Regions from separate parts of the Mus musculus genome. Here region 2 is linked to region 1. Evidence: chromatin contacts called from ENCODE Hi-C or POLR2A ChIA-PET data. All regions are on one chromosome and are shown on one strand. The core of a region is the stretch at or near the end of the contact, and the rest is flanking DNA. Distances in the headings are between cores, read along the strand shown.

Region 1 (4,068 bases), core at 189-2,688:
TAATAGATGTTACATCACATAATTTAAAAAATTGAGGAAAGAAAACACAAATATTTGTACACAATATAACTGATCTTGGCCTAATTTTTTAAAATATTTACTCAAAATATTTATATGAGTACACTGTAGCTGTTTTCAGACACACCAGAAGAGGGAATCAGATTCTATTACAGATGCTTGTGAGCCACCATGTGGCTGCTGGGAATTGAACTCAGGACCTCAGGAAGAACAGTCAGTGCTCTTAACCGCTGAGCCATCTCTCCAGCCCTTGATGGGCTAATTTTAAAGGCCAAGGGATACTGGTCAGCTTAGATGTATGGCCTCCACAGTCTCCAGGATGTTGGGTCTCCCTTTAGAACCCATCTCACCACAACTCTAAGTTTACAAAAGCAGGAACCTGTTACCATCCCTTTTAATCAGTTTCACATAGGAACAGAGAATAGGCACATAGGGGCCAGAAAAGTGGGTGGGAACAGACTGAAGTTAGAAGCCAAAGGCACTGGCCAATGAGAGTGTCAGCAGGTGTGTGTTTTCCTCACCCACTAGTTTCTGGATTGCTTTTTCTTGGTCAAAAAGCTAACTTTGTATCTCTTGTTTTCTTCACCACTGCTGGCCAGCTCTCCCCTTGCCTCCCTGTTGTCTACCTCTGTACGATGCACAGTCATCAGACCCATTCAACGCTGTTCTGTCACCACGGTCCTTCCACTGACTCAGAACTAACTCTGTGTCCCACAGTTACTTCTCATAGGCCACCTGCCTCAAGGTCATTCAAGAGACGCAGCTGACACGCTGTAAGAAACCCTTCACCAACTCTCAGATCATATGTAGAATCGGTCCATTTCTCACCGTATGATTCATCTCATCTTCTCTGGTATCACTTCGCAGGAGCCCCATCTTAAATCTGAAAATGGCCCTGACTACTTCCCAAACTGGCTCTCCTGTTTCAGACCTCCACTCCTTTCCAAGTGTTTGTCTCTCTTTAAAATGTCTGAGCAGCTCTGAATTCCTGGTCATTTTCTATCTCATGCTCCATTCTCAGCTGAGGGATGCCTTTCCAGGCAAACCCATCCCAGTACTGAGTCGAAGTCTCCACTAGGGTGCACTTGGGAGGCTCTCTCAAAGAGGAGTTTATTTCTCTACCTGGCTTTTAACTAGAAAGACATATAGCTGTGGAATGAGTCCAATAGCTCACAGACAGGGAAAAGCCTGTCAGCTCTGTTTCTCTCCTGGTGTGCATGCTGCGTACGTGGCCGGATCTTTCCTTGTTCTGCTAATGAGCCATGCCCGCATGCCGGGCTTGTTTACTTGCTTGTTTGGTTAACCTTTCTGACTCTACCAGAGTTACTTCCATAGCTCCCTAGTCTTTCTCTTAACTTTGGAAGGGAGATTATAGAACCAGCCTCTCCGCCCCTAGACCCGCCCAGCCCTGTCTCACTTCCTCTCGGGAGGCGGGCTCTCCTCGGGCAATCTCTCGCTCAGTTTTCTGGCTCAGATCTGAGACCCATTTCCCGCCTTCACAGACCTAATCAAGAAATGGAAACTGAACCAGTTTCCGTGCAGAAGGTACCTGCACCCCCTGGATCTCCCTGTCGACAACAGGACTCTGCCCTGACCCCCACGCCCACCATGCCTCCCCCAGAGGAACCCTCCGAAGACTATGAACACAGCCAAAGCCCTGCAGAGGTACTACTGGGTTAGAAGGTGTAGGGCTATTAGGTTTTTTTATTCGTTTACTTTGGTCGAGGAGTTGAGGATGAAGAAGGTCGTTATAGAGAAGTAAGTTAATGGGTTAGTGTCCTAAAGAGACACCAAGGTCCTGACCCTCCTGGCTGGGCAGAGGTAGAACTGATAGCCTAGAGTAAAATAGGAACAGGGGCCCGGCGGTGTGGGGCACACCTCTAATCCCAACACTTGGGAGGCAGAGGCAGGTGGATTTCTGAGTTCAAGGCCAGCCTGGTCTCTACAGAGTGAGTTCCAGGACAGCCAGGGCTACACAGAGAAACCCTGTCTAAAAAAAAAAAAAAAAAAACCGGGATGAGTTGGATTGTAACTGGGGATAGTTGGATTGTAACTCCTACTCCCTGAAGCCTTGCCTGAAGCGCCTACCTCAGATGAAAGACTATAGTCCTGTGGAAGGCCTGGCCAGGAGTCTTATTTGCTCTGGCCTGGAGCTAAAGGCATGTCCCAGACTTGGCAAAACTATAGTCGCCCTCCCTGACCCCCACACCAACACTTCCCGTTTTTCAGCTGTGGTTGCACATCCCAGGAGCAATAGTGCTTGGGATGGTAGGGCTGGAGGGAGGATGACAAGTTCCAGGCCAGCCTAGGCCACAAAGAGAGTTCAAGACCGCTGAGGGCATCACAGCAAGACCTGTTTCAAAACAAAACAAACAAACAGACAGAACCTGGCTCAGACCAAAGTGCCTGCTAAGACCAACAGGATTCACACAGCTGCTTTCTCTTTTGATTTTCATCAATTTATTTTATGTGTATGAGGTTTAGGGATTTATTTTATTTTATCTTTTGGAACACAGGGTCTCACTCTGTAGCCTTGGCCGGGCTGGAGCTTGCTTTGTAAGCCAGGCTGGTCTCAAATTCATAGAAACCACCTGCCTGCCTTCTGAGCTCTGGGATTAATGTATGCGCCACCAAGCTCATTTTCCTAAGGAAGCCTAGTTCATGGCCTTCCTGGGAGTATTGCCTCAACCTTCCATACTCACCCTGGAAGGAACTACCTCCATCCCATTATTCTTCACTCATTTTTCCCTTCACAAAAAACACAAATAAGGTCACATTGCCCTAACTTTTTATTATTAGCATTATATAGCTAAGGATTAAAAATACTAGTTGACATTTATGGGTACTTCTCTCTCTCTCTCAATCTCTCTCTCTTTTTTTTTTTTTTTTTGGTTTTTCGAGACAGGGTTTCTCTGTATAGCCCTGGCTGTCCTGGAACTCACTTTGTGAACCAGGCTGGCCTCGAAATCGCCTGCCTCTGCCTCCTGAGTGCTGGGATTAGACTTATGGGTATTTCTCATGTGCCAGGCACCATGGTATTGAGCTCTTTGAACAGTAGCTCCACCTTCTATACCTATGAACTAACTATTATTATTTTATATGACATGACTGGAATTACACAATATTTCTAATTTTATGGCAGGCATATTATTTCACCATGTCTTCAAGGTTCATCCAGGTTGTTGAATGTATCAGGATTTCATTCCTCTTTCAGGGTGAATACTATTTTGTTACATTTGCAGACACATTTTGTTCATGCGTTCATGTGCTAAGGACACTTGGGTCACTGTGACTTTTGTGGGGGTGTTGCTAGGCACATTAGTATATAATTATATGCTTGGATATTTTTTCCAGTTCTTTTGAGTATATATATGGAAAGTGGAAGCTTGGTCATACGGTAGTTTAAGTCTAACTTTTTGAGGGTCATCCTGCCAATTGTGTTAAGCACTTTATATGAAGTTGATACTTTTCCAAACTTGAGTCCCTTAAATGCAAAGATGTATCTATCCTATCTTGTATCTCAGGACCTACTAGTGAGTCTAATGATAAGCAGATGGGTGCCCGGTAAATTGTGCAGTGAGAGCTGCAAGGCTCGAAGTAAATGAGGAACTGGGGTGCCGATAAGCCAGGACATGATCCAATGACTCCCAGGAATGGAATGTGAGGTCCTACCCTCTCCAATCTCCAGCTGAAGGGATGGGCGGCCAGTGGAGGGGACAAGACGTCTGGGCTTTCTGTAGGCCTCACTTCTCTCCTTGGTTCACTAGCAAGCCATACAGGAGGAATTTCAGTTTCTGCGCTGCCCGAGCTGCCAGGCCCAAGCCAAGTGCCCCAAACTGCTGCCTTGCCTGCACACGCTGTGCTCCGGATGCCTGGAGGCGCCTGGCCTGCAGTGCCCCATCTGCAAGGCTCCTGGGCAGGCCGATGCTAATGGGGAGGCCCTGGATAACGTGTTCTTCGAGAGCCTGCAGCGGCGCCTGGCGGTGTTCCGGCAGATCGTGGATGCTCAGGCTGCGTGCACCCGCTGCAAAGGCTTGGCCGACTTCTGGT
Region 2 (4,205 bases), core at 1,521-4,020, 50 kb before region 1:
CGCCATCTGTGAAGCTACAGATGATTTGAAGCTGCCATGTGGGTGCTGGGAACTGAACCTGGGTCCTCTGTAAGAGCAACAACCACTCAACCATTGAGCCATCTCTCCACTCCCCTCATCTATGGTTTTGAGGTTTTTTGTTTTGTGTTTTCTGCTCCTCCTCCTTTTGTTTAAAAACAAACAAACAAACAACTCCTGGCTGCAATTTTTTTTTAATTGCTGGAACTCAATTTCTAGACCAGGCTGTCCACAAACTCAGAAATCAGCCTGCCTCTGCCTCCCAAGTGCTGAGATTAAAGGTGTGAACTACCATGCCCAGCCGGAACTTGTGTTTTAAAACCATAGTCCCGGGCTGGAGAGATGGCTTAGTGAGTAAGAGCACCGACTGCTCTTCCGAAGGTCCTGAGTTCAAATCCCAGCAACCACATGGTGGCTCACAACCATCTGTAATGAGATCTGACGCCCTCTTCTGGTGTGTCTGAAGACAGCTACAGTGTACTTATATAAATCTTAAAAAAAAAAAAAAAAAAACATAGTCCCATTGACCTGAACTACTCAGTCTGTGCAGATCGCAGGCGCTCTAGGACAAATCTGTGTTTGTTGGAAAATACATGCCAACCCCCAGAATTCTACCTCAGAATTCTTTCCCATAACTGATGGTGCCCTTGAATTTGACCCATCTTGGAACAGGGGTGACCACACTGATAGTACCTGGACCTCATTCCACATTGATCACCCTGCCTGTGCCCTACAAGCCAATGGCAAACCAGCCTCCCTTATCCCTGAACCTGCCAATCTCTATGCAAGGCTTCCTTCTTCTCCCTTCCATCACATCCGGCCTTCTCCCATACCCAAGCCCCACCATGAAAAGCCAGCCTATCCTCCTGAAGAAGGAAGCTTTGTTCCTACCTGGAAAAACAAACCAGCTAAGGGAGGGTCCTGGGACTGCAGCAAGGGTTCCTGAGGCTGAGGTAGGAAACCCAGCCTGAACTTCTAGGATAGCAAGGAACTGGGAGCACAGGGAGGGAGGGAGGAGTTAGGTGAGTCATGGGGACTTTGGTGGTGGTCAAAATTAAAGACAATGCTGGCCGGGCATGGTGGCACACGCCTTTAATCCCAGCACTCAGGAGGCAGAGGCAGGCTGATTTCTGAGTTCGAGGCCAGCCTGGTCTACAGAGTGAGTTCCAGGACAGCCAGGGCTACACAGAGAAGCCCAGTCTCAAAAAAAAAAAAAAAAAAAAAAAGACAATGCTGAACTTATAACAGGGACGATTCCATGTAACTACCCGAGAAGACAAAAATAATCTAAAGTGCTTCAAAACCATATTAGTATGTGTCAGGGGTGGGGACACTTTCTTACCTCTGGTGTGGTAGTGGTTGATGACATCATACATCTGTCAGAACCTTCCCAAACTGCACAGACCAAAATCTGTGTCTTTGTGTGTAAAGCATGCTTCAAAAAGAAGTTCACTTTCTTGTATTTATTTCCTTGCTTTGATTTCTATAAGTGTTTTGCCTCTATATATGTATGTGTGCTCTGTGTGTGCCTAGTGGCTGTGGAGGCCAGAAGGTGGCATCAGATCCCCTGGAACTGAAGTTACAGATGGTTGTGGGCCACCCTGTGACTGCTGGGAGTGGAACCCAGGTCACCTGCAAGAACAGCAAGTGTGGGGCTGGTGAGATGGCTCAGTGGGTAAGAGCACCCGACTGCTCTTCCGAAGGTCCAGAGTTCAGATCCCAGCAACCACATGGTGGCTCACAACCATCTGTAACGAGATCTGACGCCCTCTTCTGGTGTGTCTGAAGACAGCTACAGCAGTGTACTTACATGTAATGAATAAATAAATTAAAAAAAAAAAAACAGCAAGTGCTCTAAACTGCTGAGCCATCTCTTCAGCCCAAAAAGTTTATTTTTATAAAAACAGAAGAATGACAGGAGAGAGCTGAGACTCAGGATTATGGGGCATACCTCACCCCCTACTGGGATTTTCCTGCAGTTGGATTTCCTCATACTCTTTTGTAGGTTCCTTCTGTTCAGGTAGGGGCCTCTCTGAGGGCAGGACATGCATCCCACTCATTGCCAGTAGACCACATCCTCTGCTTCTTTAACAGTTGGTGACTGGATGCACAACTGTCCACATCTGTAACAGTGTACCTATCTCTTTAAGATCACAGGGAATACTGTATCTTGGGAAGTGTAAGGGCCCCTGTCTCTCAAGTGTACTCTCAGATAATTCCTCCCAGCAGCCCCTGGTTTACACCAAAGCTACACCTCCATTAGAATCAGAAAGGATTCCTTTTGAAGGGTCTTTTCTCATAGTCCTAAGGCTCAGAGTTGTTGATAGATCAGGGCTCAGTGTGCCCAGGATCAGGGCTCAGTGTGTGACCCAGCTCTGGGTTCTATGTGTGAACAGGATCAGGGCTCAGTGTGTGGTGAAAATCAAAGTTCGGCGGTTAGATCTCAATATGACCAGGATCAGGGCTCAGTATGTGATCAGGATCAGGGTTCAACACATGATCACAATTGTCCACTGTCCAGGATTGCACAGCCAGCTCATGAAACAGCCTAGAGAGGAAGGGTCGGGCCGGGAAAGCTCTGTGGAGCCATCTGTGGAGTATTTATTGAAACAGGGCCTGGGTGGGAGCGGCAGACTGTCTGGTGCTGAATGCCGGGCCCATGAGGCTTAAGCCCAGCTGCCACACCCACCTATTGCTGAGTTGCTAGAGATGGGGAAAGGGGACCCCTCCTCCCTTTCTTACTCCTCTTCCAGAAACTTCTGGGAATTAGTGGATGAGAACCATCTCCCAGCTGGTTTGAGGTCCTGAGGGTCCCTTGGGGAAATGACTGCAAACATTCCAGGGGGCTCATGTCATAGAGCCTAGACTGGCCAAGAAGTCCCCCATCTGCCAGGAGCCACCTCATCCTCACCCACCCTGTACTCTAAGCTTTTTCTCCATTCCAAGTAGGTGAGATCACCCTGGCTGCCCAGAGCAGGCTGCCCCTGAGGCCCAGGCCCCAGGGAGAACAGGTCCAAGGCCTAGGCCTAAGGGACGTATGTAAGTGTGAGTGTGTGTGTGTGTGTGTGTGTGTGTGCATGTAAGTGTGAGTGTGTATGTGTGTACATGTATGTAAGTGTGTGCATGTATGTAAGTGTGAGTGTGTGAGAGAGTCTGTAAGTGTGTATGTATGTGCAAGAATCTATAAGTGTGTGTGTGTGAGAGAGAGAGAAAGAGAGAGAGAGAAGGAGGAGGAGGAGGAGGAGGGAGGAAGGGAGGGAGGGAGGGGCAGTAGTATGCAGGCACATACCTCTGTCAAAGGCTATGAAGCCAGGCCTCCTTTGTCTGCCTCACTATCAGGACCTTTAAGCTGAGGGGAGGGATTGGCAGACAGGGTTCCTAGATCCCCCTCTCCATGACTCAAGCACCCCATCTTTACCCTTCCTCACTCCCCAAGAGTGAAGTCTAAGATACTAGGAAGAACTTACAGTCTCTTTTAATCATTTGCTGGACAGAATTTCAAGGCTCTAGAGAAGAACTTAAAGCCCCAGGCACTTCCCTGTAAACTAGCTGTGGAGCAAGAATCAACTCCACTACCTGAGCCTTCATCCCATCATCAAGAGCATCCTGTCCTTATTCCATGAGGCTGGTCTGATGCCTGCCTGTGGTTTCTGCTTATTGGTGCTAACGTATCCAGATTTTGTTTGTTTGTTTGTTTGTTTGTTTGTTTGTTTTGTTTTTGTTTTTCAAGACAGGATTTCTCTGTATAGCCCTGGCTATCCTGGAACTCACTTTGTAGACCAGGCTGGCCTCAAACTCAGAAATCCGCCTGCCTCTGCCTCCCAAATGCTGGGATTAAAGGCGTGCGCCGCCGCCACCACCACCTGGCCTGATGTACCCAGATTCTTATTGGTGGAAGAAAAAGGGAACTTTCTGACCCTGGTATAGCCTAGAGAACAAGTGCTCCAAAGGCTGGAACAGTCTTTAAAAGCCTCCTGGGCTCTGCAGGGGTGGGAGCCAGGCCCTCCCTTATGTTGGGCACCAAAGGTTGCCCACAGGGGATAGCTATGGGCTGGTCTGAAGTCTGACAGCCAGAAGTGGCAGCAGGTGCCAAGAAGAACATACTCCGAGCAGCTCAGTTGACACCAGGCTTTGAATTCTGCTGGCTCAGGCAGTGTTTTCTTCCTGCCCACCCCTCCTACCAGTTA

What was found. A loop is a pair of places that touch in the nucleus more often than their neighbours do. ChIA-PET counts read pairs that join two places held with the same protein, here RNA polymerase II (POLR2A).
Region 2: POLR2A ChIA-PET joins it to region 1 with 20 read pairs in Patski. The contact joins the enhancer-like site here to the promoter of Pml in region 1. A Hi-C loop is called at or near these places in 17 of 37 maps with a recorded cell type or tissue (CH12.LX, CH12F3, T-helper 1 cell and 9 more). POLR2A ChIA-PET finds 5 or more read pairs at or near these places in 5 of 5 experiments (Patski and embryonic stem cell).

The regions. Positions count from the first base shown.
Region 1 is chr9:58,247,156-58,251,223 of GRCm38, reverse strand. It overlaps Pml (promyelocytic leukemia), which reads left to right and starts at 1,438. Exons shown (of 9, transcript NM_178087.4): 1 at 1,438-1,683; 2 at 3,786-4,068. The coding sequence starts at 1,534.
Region 2 is chr9:58,298,201-58,302,405 of GRCm38, reverse strand. The region is part of intron 1 of Loxl1 (lysyl oxidase-like 1); the gene reads left to right. Among named protein-coding and RNA genes, the nearest start is that of Loxl1, 13 kb to the left of the region's middle. Within about 2 kb of position 2,770, at least 1 of the 3 ENCODE cell types and tissues checked has a DNase peak (open chromatin) inside an H3K27ac peak, as active enhancers do; it is heart, where a contact is called at or near this core.